2 separate regions of the Mus musculus genome follow, and region 1 is linked to region 2. Evidence: chromatin contacts called from ENCODE Hi-C or POLR2A ChIA-PET data. All regions are on one chromosome and are shown on one strand. The core of a region is the stretch at or near the end of the contact, and the rest is flanking DNA. Distances in the headings are between cores, read along the strand shown.

Region 1 (3,031 bases), core at 466-2,965, 3.3 Mb before region 2:
TGGTAACAGATACTATGAAAGTCACCTTGGGAAAGCCAATGAAATATCCCCAACGTTAAACTCCTTTGTTTGAAATGGCCATATAAAAGTGTTGGCCAGCTGCCACCAGCCTTGGGTATGTTCCCTATTATGCTAATAGTGTTGTGGTTTTTGTTAATTGCCTTGTTTTGGAAAGAGGGTCTGCTATGTATCCCAAAATGCACTTTGACTCCATACATTTTAAAATCTTAAACTTTCAGGAACCATTCAGGTTCAGGAAAGGTATTTTGGAAACTGATGTAGGGGAATTTGGGTCTCTTGATTACTTTTCTGATCCTGCCTGATTGCATTTAAACAGACCCCAGAGAAGGGGCAAAGAGTTCAGACCAAAGATCTAGCCAGGTTGTAGTCACCAGCATTTGATGACAGTCACTGGAAAGTTGATAGGCAACTGGCTCCTATAACCCAGGCTCTAGGCCCTACATGGCTACTGACCCTGTCCTTACTAAGGCAGACTTCAGTTTCAGGGTGGAGTATGAAGAAAACATCAGTTGGTATCCAGCAGGCAGCTCTGAGTGCTGGCAATGTGACTTGGGAGAAGAGAGTTCAGAGCTTCCATTGGTGGACACCCTGATGAAGCCATCCTTGAGAAGCATTGGTCCAACTGGACCTGCAGCCTCACTTCTGTTCCCTTCTATGGTTTAGAGGCATGTCTAACAACATGATATAAGCTTCCTCTTTCTGAAGAGTCTGAAGAGGAAATCCACTTAATATGATGGAGGTGATGGACTGGGAGAAGAGAAGAGAAACTGTTGTAGGGGTATAATATATGCATTTTGTTTGTTTGTTTGTTTGTTTTGTTTTTCAAGACAGGGTTTCTCTGTATAGCCCTGGCTGTCCTGGAACTCACTTTGTAGACCAGGCTGGCCTCGAACTCAGAAATCCACCTGCCTCTGCCTCCCGAGTGCTGGGATTAAAGGTGTGCACCACCACGCCCGGCTGAGAGAATTTTTAAAAACGATTTCAAAAATATACAACTTTGATTTGCTCCTTCAGCTTGTTTTTCACTGCAGTGTAATGTTAGGCTGCTATGGAGATTTTTGCTTAACCCTCCGGGGGTTATGGAGGTACAGTAATTCTATCCAACAGCCAGGACAAAATCAAGTAGAGGTTAAGGGTTTTTTTTCCCCCAAATCTTACAGCTTATATAAACGGAAGATGACCCAAATGTCAAGATAGTTCCCAGATCCAACTCTCTTCCCACTTTGATTCCTCCAATTTTAGCCAAACATAAAAGTATCCTTTAATAAATTAATTTTCTTGGGCTGGAGAGATGGCTCAGCGGTTAAGAGCACTGACTGCTCTTCCGAAGGTCCTGAGTTCAAATCCCAGCAACCACATGGTGGCTTAAAACCATCTGTAATGAGATCTGGCGCCCTCTTCTGGAGTGTCTGAAGACAGCTACAGTGTATATACATATAACAATAAATAAATCTTTTTAAAAAAATTAATTAATTAATTAATTGTCTTGTTCTGTTCCCAGGCCTTTCACGGGGAATGTTGGGGGCACCCTATTTACTGATTATTTGAATTGTCCACTACTTGGCTCAGTAGGAGGACCCCGCAGCCCATGCACCTCAGCTTCCCAAGTCAGCCAGCTTTCAGGCAGCATCCCACCTCCATCCCCATCCCCTGCTCGGGCTTCCGGGCCCAGCTTCTGGTCTCTAAAAGCCGGCCTCAGTGGCTTGAGCGATGATTCCTGGCCTCTGGGCCCCGCCCCGCCTCCGCTCCGCGCCCAAGATGCCCTAGAAGGGCAACTAAATCCCATATGACTCACCCTTCCCTAAGACCTGCATGCTGTTTCCCACTGGAAAGCAATGCTGGGCTGCCGAAACTCCTAGCTTTCGGTCACTGCTGATTGCCTGGTCCCTGGCTCCTGGCGTACGACACTGAGGGGCCCTCTGTATATCACCACCTGCCACTGGGTTGTGCCAAGTGCATCCACAGCGGTCTAATTTCAATGACCGCCTCAGCCTTATAGTTTGTGCTTTTCCGTCTACAACTCGCTGAACGGAGACTAGAGCGTGGAGAGTCTAGTCTGGTCCCTGAAGCCAGGCAGAGGAGAAGTGTGTAGCTGCTCTGCGCAGCCACTCTCTTGCCAGTGGGAGGGGCAGAGGCCGCTGGTGAACAGAGAGGTCGCTGTTCCCCATCACCTACCAGGGAGGAATTTCTCCACCGTCCTCTTGGGTACTAGGGAAAAGGAAATAGTCCTGGAGTCTCTGCTGCTGTGGAGAGAAGTCCTAGTTCTTTGCTTTACCCCCATTCGGAAGCTTAATTTAACCTTTCCCCGTCTTCAGACGTACACACTTTATAAGAGGGATCTGTAGAAAACCAAATTGGTTAGGAGTGATTGAAACCTGGTTGTTTGTGTCATGGGTGGACTTGGTCAGTTCTGTGTGAACGAGGGCTATTATTGCTAAACAGTTTAGACAAGGAAAGAACATTGCATTTTAGAGTGTTTAGCAATAATTGCTATCTATTACTAATTAAATTACTTATTTTATTAGCTATTATTCATAATTATGTTAGCTATTAGTCACTAAGTTATTATTCTATTAAAAGATTTTACTAGGGGTTTAGAGAGGTGGTTCAGTGATTAGTAGCATTTACTGCTCTTACAGAAGGCCAGGTTCGGTCTCCAGAAGCCACATCTGGCAGTTCACAGCCACCACCTGTAACTCCAGTTCCAGGGAACCCACTTCTGGCCTCCATAAGTGTTTCATGCATGTGGTTACCATAATGACAAGAAGGCGCACACACTCATAAGCATTTATAGAGGATTTTTATTGGAATGACTTCTTTTTATTGTCAGCTATTTCTTTCTTTCTTTCTTTTTTTTTTTTTTTTTTTTTTTGAGACAGGGTGTCTCTGTGTAGCCCTGGCTGTCCTGGAACTCACTTTGTAGACCAGGCTGGCCTCGAACTCAGAAATCCACCTGCCTCTGCCTCCCACAGCTATTACTTATATGGCCTTTTTCCTCTACTAGCAGAGA
Region 2 (3,105 bases), core at 535-3,034:
GATGCCTATTTCTTTAATAGCTATCAAATGTGGCCCACTCTCAGGCCCTAGAAGTTACCCACATTTCTTGTACTACAGCCCCATCCTATCTTCAAAGTCAGCAGTGAACAATCTTCCACATGCTCTAAAATCCCTCCCAATGAGCAGCTAATTCCTTTGTAGCAGCTCAGCAGCTAGGGCCAGGCTTAGCCAGAATATTCTCTTTCCTAACAATGGTCTTGGAATTTTAACTATATTAGCAAAATCCAAGAGCACCTGGGTTTGGGTTTGGACAGCTGGGGGACAGTTCATTAGGGCATAGGGCAGGGATTGGGGACCCCCCTCAGCATTCTGTCGTATGTGATGGGGCATAGTTTAAATTTTATTTTAGAGGCTGGAGAGATGGCTCAACAGTTAAGAGTGCTTGTTGATCTTTCGGAGGTTAGGAGTTCGGTTACCAGCATCCATAGCAGGACTTTTAACAATCATCTGCAATTTTAGTTCCTAAATTGAATGAAGATGGCTCCATTGGTCCATAGCAACTGACATTACTGGGAGGTGTGGCCTTGTGGGAGAAGGTGTGGGAGTAGACTTTGATGTCTTAGAAGTTCAAACCAGGTCTAGCGGCTGACAGTTCCTGACTGTTGCATGCAGATCCATATTTAGAATTCTCAGCTCCTTTTCTAGCACCATACCTGCCTATATATGACCATGCTTCCCAACATGATGATAATGAACTGAACCAGTACCAAATTAAATGTTTTCCTTTATAAGAATTACCGTGGTAATGGTGTCTCTTCACAGCAATAGAAACCTGAACTACGTAAGACAGGATACAAGGATGCTCTCTTCTGGCCTTCTCAGACATACTCACATGCACAAGCAGTGCATACACACAGAGAGACACACAAAATGGAGTAGGATATAAATAACATTGATCTGTTTTAGTTAGTTTGGGATGCCGTAGCAAAAAACCATCACAAACTGGGCAGTTTAAACAACAGAAATTCTCTTCTTCACCATTCCAGAGATTGGAAATTTAAGACCAAGGTACCCAAGGCCACCCTCTCTTCTTCCCTTCTAGATAGCCCCCTTCTTTCTGTCCCTTCTTCCCTTCTAGATAGCCTCCTTCTTTCTGTTCCTTTTGCAGCCCTTTCTCAAAACATGCACAACTCTGGTGTCTGTGTGTACTCACTCGCTATTCTTTTTTTTTTTTAAGATTTATTTATTTATTATATGTAAGTACACTGTAGCTGTCTTCAGACACTCCAGAAGAGGGCATCAGATTTCGTTATGGATGGTTGTGAGCCACCATGTGGTTGCTGGGATTTGAACTCGGGACCTTCGGAAGAGCAGTCGGTGCTCTTAACCACTGAGCCATCTCGCCAGCCCCTCACTTGCTATTCTAATGAAGACACCAGATTTATTTTTTAAAAAGATTTACTTACTATTATATCTAAATGCACTATAACTGTCTTCAGACACACCAGAAGAGGGTGTCAGATCTTATTAAGGATGGTTGTGAGCCACGATGTGGGTTGCTGGGATTTGAACTCAGGACCTTAAGAAGAGCAGTCTGTACTCTTAACTGCTGAGTCATCTCTCCAGATTTTTTAAATTGGTGTTTAAAAATACCTGTGACCTTTGGGGGGCAAGCAGTCTAAGTGCAATTATGAATACAAGAGTTCCTGATCTGTCAGGCTGGCACTGAGCCTGCAGCTCAGTAGGCTGCCGCCTTTAGCATACGTTATTAAATGAATCCATGCACCATTATATAAGATTCCAGCGTTGTCAGAAGGCTCCCTTTATCCTGATTAGAGAAACCATCCTTGGAGCTGTCGATTCTAGGACGTGTTTCCCACACTCCATGCTCGGGGTGGATTGCTTCATTAACTAACATCTATTGAGCAAATCAGCTTGGAACAGAGACAGGTGGATGAATAATTAAAAAAAAATTTTCTCTGAAGCAGTAGAATCAAATGGGAAAGACATTATTTTAAGTCTCCAAGTTCGTTTTGAAATCTCTTACATAAATGTGTCTGTTTATAGAACCATTCAGCACAGTTAAGTTCCTAAGAAAGCCAACGCATTGGAATTAATGATCCGCAGAAAGACAAATCTCTAGATATTTGCGTTTGCATTATCTTCTTGAATTATCTGGACCCTAACCATGGAGCAACAGAGTTCTGTATGTAGCTAAAGATAAATTCTCTGTAATTGCTGAAAATCTACCTGGGGCTTGGGGGTGCAAAATAATAACAGAAGTACCACATCTGGGTGGGTGGGATGGCTCTGTTGGTAGAGCCACTTGCTACCAGGCCTGATACTCTGAGTAGGATTCCTTCCACATGTTGGAATAAGAGAACCTACTCTTGACAATTGTCTTTTGACCATCACAAGTTTTCTTTTCTTTTCTTTTTTTTTTTGGTTTTTCAGGACAGGGTTTCGCTGTATAGCCCTGGCTGTCCTGGATCTCACTTTGTAGACCAGGCTGGCCTCGAACTCAGAAATCTGCCTGCCTCTGCCTCCCGAGAGCTGGGATCAAAGGTGTGCGCCACCACGCCCAGCTCATCACAAGTTTTCTGTAGAGTACACTTGTCCATGGACACTCCAGCAAACATAATACATATAAAAGAGATTCCACACCTGAAAATCTGTGTATGATGGTGAACCCTGTAATGCCAGCACTTGGAGGGTAGAGGATATATAGTTTGTGACCAGCCTGAGCTACATGAGAAGAGGGAAGGGGAATAAAAGAGGAAGGAAGGAAGGAAGGAAGGAAGGAAGGAAGGAAGGAAGGAAGGAAGGAAGGAAGGGAGGGAAAAGAAAGGAAAGGTGAAAGAAAAGCTGTTCCTTTCTCACCATGAGCCATTGCCAGCCCCTTCCTCCCTGTGCAGCCAGCAGCATCTTGCCTGGCTCATCAGCTTCTCTGCATCCCTCCTGACTCAGCACCCCACCAGACTGACCCTGCCTTGCCTTGCTGCCTGTGCCTGATAAATGGCCTCTGCTCTCTGCATAGAGAGCACCAAAGCTCCTCTGACTCTCCCTGTGACATCCAGGGTAACCATGATGCCAACGAACCCTGTTTCAGAATGCTCAGAATTGTGCTTCAACTATAGTAAGTAT

What was found. Hi-C counts contacts between places; a loop is a spot of excess contacts on that map. ChIA-PET counts read pairs that join two places held with the same protein, here RNA polymerase II (POLR2A).
Region 1: a loop to region 2 is called in a map of left cerebral cortex, with 16 times the contacts of the local background. The contact joins two enhancer-like sites. A Hi-C loop is called at or near these places in 4 of 37 maps with a recorded cell type or tissue (ES-E14, adrenal gland, left cerebral cortex and 1 more). POLR2A ChIA-PET finds 5 or more read pairs at or near these places in 2 of 5 experiments (both embryonic stem cell).

Annotation. Positions count from the first base shown.
Region 1 is chr14:50,903,171-50,906,201 of GRCm38, reverse strand. No RefSeq gene overlaps it. Among named protein-coding and RNA genes, the nearest start is that of Klhl33, 7.2 kb to the right of the region's middle. Within about 2 kb of position 1,715, at least 2 of the 3 ENCODE cell types and tissues checked have a DNase peak (open chromatin) inside an H3K27ac peak, as active enhancers do.
Region 2 is chr14:47,589,491-47,592,595 of GRCm38, reverse strand. No RefSeq gene overlaps it. Among named protein-coding and RNA genes, the nearest start is that of Atg14, 23 kb to the right of the region's middle. Within about 2 kb of position 1,784, at least 1 of the 3 ENCODE cell types and tissues checked has a DNase peak (open chromatin) inside an H3K27ac peak, as active enhancers do.